Linked DNA regions of Homo sapiens: region 1 is linked to region 2. Evidence: read pairs that join two places in POLR2A ChIA-PET (ENCODE). Cell type or tissue: GM12878. All regions are shown on one strand. Each heading gives the region's core, and the rest is flanking DNA. Links, peaks and the distances in the headings are about the cores only.

Region 1 (2,500 bases), core at 1-2,500, 92 kb after region 2:
TGGCCTACTGAATTTAACAAACAGTGTATCAATGTCTACCAACAAAAGCCTGCTAAAATTTTGATTGGAATTCATTAAATTTAAAGATCAGTTTGGGGAAGAATTGATATCTTAATAATATTGAGTCTTCTTAAAAACCCATCAACACGGTATCTCTCTTGATTTATTTAAGAATTCTGCAATTTCTCCAGAAATGTTTTATAATTTTCAGCGTGCCAGCCTTGTACATCTTTTGTCAGACATATCCCTAAGTATTTCATATTTTTTATGTCACTGCAAATGGTATGATATTTATTTCGATTTCTTATTGTTTGTTGCTAGTATTTTGCATATTGATTTTTTGGTGTCTTGACTCTGTATTCTGCACCCTTGTAAACTCACTTATTCTAATAGCAGCTTTGTAGATTCCATATGATTTCCTATGGAGATGATCACATCATAGATTCTCTGAGTATGTTTTATGATTCCATTTTATCTCCTTTGTTGGTTATTAACTATAACTCGTTGTACTAGTTTAGTGGTTGTTTTAGGGTGTCCACTATATATCTTTACCTTATCACAGTTTTCCTTCCGGTGATGTTATACCACCACATACATATCCTGTAAAGATCTGAAACAGCAGACTTCCAGTCTCTCCCCCAAGCCCTTGTGCTATTGTTCTATGTTTTGCTTTGACATATGTTATACCCCATGACACATTGTTATTATTTTGCTTTAAACAGTTGATTATTGTTTATCAGCTCAGGATTTTAAAAGGCATTTGCACTATATTATTTATCATTTCTGGGTGTTTTTGTAGCAGGAGGGTTTTTTGGTATCTACTCTGTCATTTTGCTGAGAAAGGAAGTCTATCAGTGGTTCTTCCATTCTGAACGGTCCTCAAACCAAGATAAATCTGTGAATAGTTAATGTTTGAATGTACAAGGATATCAATGTACTACAGCCAATCCAACCAGGCAAATGGTGGCCAGTTACTTACTTTATAAAGTTGGACTGTCTCATAACTATATTGGTGATATTACTAACACTGTTTCATTTTATTATTTTATTTTTAAAATGATTTTATTTTATTTCATTATTATTTTATTTTATTTTATTTTATTTTATTTTATTTTATTTTGAGACAGGGTCTAGCTCTGTCACCCAGGCTAGAGCACAATGGCATGATTATGCCCCGCTGCAGCCTCAAACTCCTGGCCTTAAGCAATCCTCCTGCCTCAGCCTCCCGAGTAGCTGGGACTAGAGGCACATGCCACCATACCTGGCTAATTTTTTTTTTCCTAGAGATGGGGTCTCACCATGTTGCCCAGCCTGGTCTCAAACTCCTGAACTCAAGCCGTCCTCCAGAGATAATACATTTAATTGAAGCAATAACTTCATTTCCACATGCCTTAATCACATCTTTAGATACTTGAATTATACTTTCTATATATTCTCTCATAACATTGTTCCCTAGTTATTCAATGTAAACAAGTCTCACCTTGTTTACAATATTATAAGCTCCTTGCAGATGGTATGTATATTTCACAGTTCTGTGGTACTCTCACTTTCCTACGGCTGGTATACGATAGATATTTTCTGAATACATATAATGGAATTATGAAGTAATGGAAATTGGAGTAAACTTATGGCTCTAGGACTTTCAAAACTCTGAAGTAGCCAAAAAACATATACAACAAGTCCTAACGATCATTTAAATGAAGTCACCAAAATAGTGTATGAGGCCACACCTCTTTCTGTTTCCCAGAACCTGTGAATCACACTTCCTTATCTATCAGGTTGGTTTACAGAGTCTAATAAGAGCTGGCAGCCTCGGCCTGGTTCCATATCCAGAGTTCAGAGGTTGTCGGGTTAGCGTGGCTCCCAATCCTGTGAGCAGAGTCAGAATGGACTCCAACATTCCCCTCGCTTACAGCACCTTTCAAATGCCTGCACGAGCTAAGGGTGGTAGGATTCAGAGATGTGTCAGATATGGTTCCTGCCCTCAGGATGCTCACTGTGGAGCTGGTGTACGGAAAAGGCAAAGGCCTCTGGCCTCACAGTCACCCATCACCTTCCTTCCTTATTTTCCCCGCTGAAATGTCAGCCAAGTCAACACACTTCCTTTTGGAGTTCCCAAAAAGTACAGACTGTCTCCAGCTCACTGCCTGAAACTTGGCAATTCTTTTCTTTCTCTCTCAGACTCATTAACTGAGCTTCCTGACCCACCTCTTGTGTGCCAGGTGAATTTCTCCATAACTCGAATCCTTAAATAATGATTATTGGAGTCTTGCAAGAGTTGAGGGCTACAGGTTGAAGAGCAAATGAAAGGAAAGTAATGAAATACATTCTATAGTTTTAGGACTCGAGAAGACATCTGGCCTCTTCTGTCTCCTGCATTGACACCGCCTGTGTTCAGGATTTCATCACCACCCACCAGAACGATTTCAAAAACCTCAATGCAGCTCCTATTCTCTGGAGTCTCCTGACTACAGTTCATTCTTCACACTCTGAACAAGAG
Region 2 (6,912 bases), core at 2,375-4,874:
TCGCATTTACTAAGTGCTCAATGCACATAAAGGGCTTTTATCGCCCATTCATTAACTATATAATAATTTTAAATTTAAATGACAAAAATCAGTCCAAGGAGCCTGCATACCAGTCGGGGAGAAAAACAATCAACAAAATAAATAAATTATATGGTACATTTGCTAATAGCAAATGCTAAGAAGAAAAAATAAACTGGGGAAAGAAGATATCAAATGTTGAAGAAAAGGACACAATTTTAGATAGGGTGGCCTGGGCAGGCCTCGCTGAGAAGGTGGCTTGTAGGTAAAGACCCAAAGGAGGTGAGTAAAGTAACTATAATTAGGGAGTAATAGAAAAATATTAGTTATCATTGCCAGAGCATTCTTCATATATTATTGTTATGGAAACATCTGGTTATTATTCTATTATTGCTACTCTCTTTGCTGCAATTAATGTTCTTTTTTTTTTTTTTTTTGAGACAGAGTCTCATTCTGTCACCCAGGCTGGAGTGCAGTAGTGCAATCTCGGCTCACTGCAACCTCTGCCTCCCAGATTCAAGCGATTCTCCTGCCTTAGCCTCTCAAGTAACTGGGATTACAGGCGCCTGCCACCATGCCAGGCTAATTTTTTTGTTTTGTTTTGTTTTGAGATGGAGTCTTGCTCTGTCACCCAGGCTGGAGTACAGTGGCACGATCTCGGCTCACTGCAACCTCCGCCTCCGGAGTTAAAGCGATTCTCCTGCCTCAGCCTCCCAAGTAGCTGGGATTACAGGCGCATGCCACCACGCCGGGCTAATTGTTGTATTTTTAGAAGAAACTGGGTTTCACCATGTTGGCCAGGCAGGTCTTGAACTCCTGACCTCAGGTGATCCACCCACCTCAGCCTCCCAAAGTGTTGGGATTACAGGCATGAGCCACCGCGCCCAGCCCACGATTAATGTTCTTATAATCACTGCCATCTCTGGGTGTTTAGTAGTTTCAGCAGTGGCATCCAGTAACCACGGTTTCTATTACAAAGGTGCGTGGAATCTAGGAAAACCGGGGACAACAGTGTAACATGCTGTGTCATCATCATCAGCTGGTTTGTAAGGGCAGAAGCAAAGCCAAGTGGAAGCTGATCGTGCACGCAGCTGCTGCAAACACAAAGCTGCTCATGTGTGTGCTGAGGGGAAAGAGGGCAGTCCCAGACTGATCTTTCAGTCCCACCTGTACACGTGAAATAGCCGCACAACAGGACCATCTTCAGACCTAGAGGGCATTGACGCAGGCATCTCTGGAGGAACAGAAAAGTGGTAACTACATCTCAAATCAGTGCAGATGGAGAGTGTGTAATTTAGAGGTCACAAGACAGGAGTGTTTCTACCAGAACACTGATTTGGTGGTTAGAAACAGGAATCCGCTGATGCCATCTGGGAATAATTAAGACGAACGGGAAATTCTTGCTCTGTGCCAAACCGAGCCCAACGCTGAGAGTAAGGTGGGTGTGTAATAAGCACTTACTGGATCACACTGAATAAGAGGATTCAATGTTGCTTGTGACTGATGCATACAATGATTAAAAAGCCTGATCTAGACTAATAATTATTCTTTGCAATTCAGAGAGAAGGATCAAAAAAGGAAAAGAAAGAAAAGGAAAAAAAAGTAGAAAAAGAATCTAAATGCCTGAGGACTCATCCTATCTTTACTCCGTTTAAGAGGCTATAATATTTTTTAAAGCTAAATGTCAAGTGTTTCATTCCTTAAGTCACAGGCTTCCGTGGGTGGATGGGACAGGCCAGAAAAATGGGTTTTAAAGACAAAACCCCATTCTTAAACTCAGGTTAACAGAAGTTTTGTAAATATCTTAGTTACATTTTCTTTTTTTCTTTTTTTTTTTGAGACGGAGTCATGCTCTGTCGCCCAGGCTGGAGTGCAGTGGCGCTATCTCAGCTCACTGCAACCTCTGCCTCCTGGGTTCAGGCAATTCTCGGGCCTCAGCCTCACTGGTAGCTGGGACTACAGGCATGCACCAGCACAGCTGGCTAATTTTTGTATTTTTAGTAGAGATGAGGTTTTATCATGTTGGCCAGGCTGGTCTTGAACTCCCGGCCTCAAGTGATCTGTCTGCCTCAGCCTCCCAAAGTGCTGGGATTACAGGCACGGGCCACCATGCCCGGTCCTTAGTTACATTTTTTACATGTATTTATTACTTGAAGGGGGTCAATACTGAATTTATCTATTAAAACAAACAAAAACCCTCAAGATTAAAACTTGATAGCTTAACTAGCAGTGCTTAGAATATATAAAAGTTTTTATTAATTTCTTGTAAATGCCTGTGTAAACAGATTATAAGTATGTCCTTCTTGGCTACGAAACCAAAAGTGAACCATTGTAATGGCCAAGTAAAAGCTTATGAAGGAAGAAATTAAATGGGCCAACTGCATTTTATAGCTCAAGCTAATAGCAACGTATGTGATATTTTTGTTATTATTATCACAGCCTTACCATGCAGCAGTTACTATAAGATATTTCATATGTTTGTGAAAGTGTGTATGCTATATTATATTCATGCATGGTACATGCTTCTCTAAGGATCCCACAGCCTGATCGCGCAAACGTTATCTATTCTACTTTAAGAGTACAAAGAGTGAAATATGGACTACGGGAAGATTATGACTGTGCTTGGGACTCCATAATGTGCCTGTCATGGAGCTGGGAACTCAGCCCCCTGATCACTGGGAACTCCTCAGCAGGAGTGGAACATGCAGGATGAGGGAAGGGAGGAAGTGGAGGAGATGGAAAACTGGCTTCCAACTGGTTTCGCTGAATCTGTGACTGACTTAAGAAGCAGGATATGAATTACCATGCACTTTATTGCCTCCTCTTGGAAACATCCTTATGTCATTGCGCTATGGCCAGAGCCCTGAAGGACATCTGCTCTCCTTGGGAGCTGCTGAGCCAGGGTGCCCGTGATGTCTTCAGAATCCTTCAGTCCCGACTGCAGGAGAAACTTGGCACAGGCCAAGTGCTGACCTGCACAGGCCAGATGCAGGGCTGAGGGGTGACAAAAATCACATGGACTTAAAACACAATCCCTGGAGCAATACTGACCTCATGAGTTGATAGTGCCCAATAAAAATATCAATTCTTTCAATATCTTCCGTAATCCATCTTCACAACTTCACCTATACTAGATCAAAATATTTTTGTTTCTAACCTGATTGGGTTGAAAATAGTTTTAAAGATAACAAAACCAGTTAGAGAGGATTTAAGAAATTTATCTAGGCTGGGCGTGGTGGCTCATGCCTGTAATCCCAGCACTCTGGGAGGCTGAGGTAGGCAGATCATGAGGTCAAGAGTGTGAGACTAGCCTGACCAACATGGTGAAACCCCATCTCTAATAAAAATTAAAAAATTAGCCGGGCGTGGTGGTGCATGCCTGTAATCCCAGCTACTCGGGAGGCTGAGGCAGGAAAATCGCTTGAACCCAGGAGGTGGCGGTTGCAGTGAGCACTGCACGCCAGCCTGGGTGACAGAGCAAGACTCTGCCTCAAAAAAAAAAAAAAAAGAAAAAGAAACTTATCTAAAGCAAGAAGCAACAGAGCAAGTTAACAAGATATAGGATACATCCTCTTCATACGCCTGAATGCTCTGGAAACACACTTTAAATGGTACAAAAAACTTTCTAAAAGGCTTATTGAATTTGCTTTGTAAGTAAAAATATCACCACAAATAATCACGTAGCCAAAAAAACACTTTTGAACAAGCTTCCCACTCTGGGTGCAGAAATCAGCACTGAGGTTCCTGGTGTGCTGAGTTCAGGGGCACTGGTGATTCTGCTGCTTTCCCTCCAGCAGAGAAGCTGTGTCCCTTCCTGGGCAGAGCAGCTGCCCTTTCCAGCCCTAGAGTGAGTAGTTAGGTACCTGCGAGTCTTTGAAGCATCAGAAAGATCCCACTAGGCCAGGCGCGGTGGCTCATGCCTGTAATCCCTGCACTTTGGGAGGGCGAGGTGGGCAGATCACTTGAGGTCAGGAGTTTGAGACCAGTCTGGCCAACATGGTGAAACCCTGTCTCTACTAAAAATACAAAAATTAGCTGGGCATGGTGGTGGGCACCCGTAGTCCCAGCTACTTGGGAGGCAGAAGAATCGCTTGAACCCAGGAGGTGGAGGTTGCAGTGAGCCAAGATCGTGCCACTGCCCTCCAGACTGGGTGACAGAGCGAGACTTTGTCTCCAAAAAAAAAAAAAAATTCCACTAAACCCTTGCAAGATGGCCTTTGGCTCACAGAATGTTAGAGGGTTTATTTTAAAGTCCAAGTCTAAAGAATTTGCTCTCAGCAGATGTTTCTGAATATTCTAAATAAAAAAAATCATAATGAATATAGTTTCTAAATATACTCCAAAATGGATGACCTGTGAAGAATTGATACGATACCTGGCTAGCAGGTGTCATCATGGATTAGAAAGAAACTGCTTTTATGATGCATATATTGTTATGGTTTAAAATAACAACAAAGATTAACAACAGCAGTTGTAATGAGTGGCAGTCATCATCACTGTTATAATAACAATTATATGAAGGCTTTGCAGAGAAAAAGATATTTTAAGGAAAAGTAGCTGAGCTATTAGAAGAATAACATTAAGGCTGGTCACAGTGGCTCATGCCTGTAATCCCAGCACTTTGGGAGGCCAAGGCAGGTAGATTGTTTGAGGTCAGGAGTTCAAGACCAGCCTGGCCAACATAGGGAAACCCCATCTGTACTAAAAATACAAAAATTAGCCAGGCATGGTGGTGCATGCCTGTAATTCCAGCTACTTGGGAGGCTGAGACATGAGAATCACTTGAGCCAGGAGGTGGATGTTGCAGAGAGCTGAGATGGCGTGCCACTGCACTCCAGCCTGGGCAACAGAGGGAAACTCTTGTCTCAACACCACCACCACTAAAAAAAAAAAAAAAAAAAAAAAAAAAAAGGAAGAATATTAAAATCATTGTTTTAAATATAAAAGTGTATTGGTTATACTCAGTTTACTAATTTCCAAGGCATATATAAAATTAAACGGTACCTGATCGATTTTTTTCATCTTTAGAATTGATGTCAGCTCCCAAGGATAAGAGAGTCTGAATTGTACTTGTATGTCCTTCCTGAATTGAAACAAATTTGTTATCACTGTGATGAGGATAAAAGAAAACCTTTTGCAAACCAAAAAGTATCTGAGACAGGTCTCAATCAATTTAGAAGTTTATTTTGCCAAGGTTAAGGACATACCTGAGAGACAGGTCTGTGTCTCTCTCCAAAGATGATTTTGAGGGCTTCAATATTTAAAGGGGAAAAGAGGGCTGGAGTGAAGAGGAGGAGGGTATGGTCACATTACTGAATCCACATTGCAGGATAAAAGGAGCAGGGGGGGGATTAGGCAATGATACATTAAATATCTCTTTCCACTCAGTAAATTGGCACTTTACATAAGATAAGGTGAATATAAAGTAGCTACCTGTGGAAATATTTAACCCTTTATCTGTAGCTATCTGCTTAGGAACAAAAGGAAAGGCAGCTTTCTGCATGACTCAGCTTTCAGCTTAATTTTTTTTCTTTTGGCAGAGTGAGTTGGGGGTCTTACGTTTTTATTTTCCTTTCACACTTTAAACACAGACTCTAACATATATTAGGCACCTTTTCTAAAACAGTCGACTGCTAAAAGTGAATTTTCATCTTTTTTTCCCTAATTTATTCTTTTTTTTTTTTTTGTAGAGACAAGGTCTCACTATGTTGTCCAGACTGATCACAAACTTCTGGGCTCAAGGGATCCTCCTGTCTCAGCCTCCCAAAGTGTTGGGATTACAGGTGTGAGCCACTGCGCCCAGCCAAATTTTCATATCTAAAGTAAGATATTGTATCATTCTCAATTCTAATATAAATCATTAAATAAATATTTTGGTGACATTTAATTATTAGAATATAGATGATCAACTCTGTGAGCCAAATTACTGACCCAATGCAGTTAGTTTCCATCATTGTGAGCAGTACAAATCTTGTGATTTATACAGAACCCAAAACTCTAAAATTTCCCAAGCAAATATACTCTTTGTTGAAATCTTTAGGGGAGAGATAAACTAGAAAAGATCATAACCGCTCATAAATGGGAATTCCTATTACAGCTAGTAGGAATTATTATAATAAATATTTTATAAAATAAAAATATTATTTATATATATATATATATATATATATATATATATATATATATATTTGAGATGTAGTCTCACTCTGTTGCTTGGCTGGGGTGCAGTGGCATGATCTTGGCTCACTGCAACCTCCACCTCCCGGGTTCAAGCGATCCTTCTGCCTCAGCCTCCTGAGTAGCTGGGACTAGTGGCATGTGTCACCACCCCCAGCTAATTTTTTTGTATTTTTTAGTAGAGACAGGGTTTCACCATGTTGGCCAGGATGGTCTTGATTTTTTTTTTTTTTTTTTGACACAGTCTCACTCTGTCGTCCAGGCTGGAGTGCGGTGGTGCGATCTCGGCTCACTGCAAGCTCCTCCTCCCAGGTTCACACCATTCTCCTGCCTCAGTCTCCCTAGTAGCTGGGACTACAGGCACCTGCCACCATGCCCGGCTAATTTTTTGTATTTTTAGTAGAGACGGGGTTTCACCGTGTTAGCCAGGATGGTCTCGATCTCCTGACCTCACGATCCACCTGCCTCAGCCTCCCAAAGTGCTGGGATTACAGGCTTGAGCCACTGCGCCTGGCCGGTCTCGATCTCTTGACCCCGTGATCCGCCCGCCTTGGCCTCCCAAAGTGCTGGGATTACAGGAGTGAGCCACTGCGCCTGGCCTATAAAATAATTTATACACTCTTTGTCTAGCCAGTTAGTCTGCTACTATGTGATGAGACTACAGTTAAGGTTCCAGGTTCACTCTTCCTATGGGAGCACCCTGCGGCCACAGAGCAC

What was found. ChIA-PET counts read pairs that join two places held together with the same protein. Peaks named below come from ENCODE experiments on the same cell type or tissue, not always from the same donor. Only the 100,000 strongest peaks of a DNase experiment are listed, where the experiment ranks them.
Region 1: POLR2A ChIA-PET joins it to region 2 with 8 read pairs; 8 of 35 experiments call an interaction of 5 or more read pairs at or near these places.

Annotation. Positions count from the first base shown.
Region 1 is chr10:5,969,659-5,972,158 of GRCh38, forward strand. The region is part of intron 1 of IL15RA (interleukin 15 receptor subunit alpha); the gene reads right to left. It overlaps LOC107984200 (a long non-coding RNA gene), which reads left to right. Exons shown (of 3, transcript XR_001747348.2): 3 at 2,336-2,500. Among named protein-coding and RNA genes, the nearest start is that of IL15RA, 6.6 kb to the right of the region's middle. In GM12878, for the core only: no CTCF peak of the experiment used is centred there; no DNase peak of the experiment used is centred there; H3K4me3 peaks cover 1,218 bases; H3K27ac peaks cover 826 bases.
Region 2 is chr10:5,875,276-5,882,187 of GRCh38, forward strand. It overlaps ANKRD16 (ankyrin repeat domain 16), which reads right to left. Exons shown (of 8, transcript NM_019046.3): 6 at 5,023-5,101; 7 at 2,822-3,012. The coding sequence ends at 2,855. Among named protein-coding and RNA genes, the nearest start is that of ANKRD16, 11 kb to the right of the region's middle. In GM12878, for the core only: no CTCF peak of the experiment used is centred there; no DNase peak of the experiment used is centred there.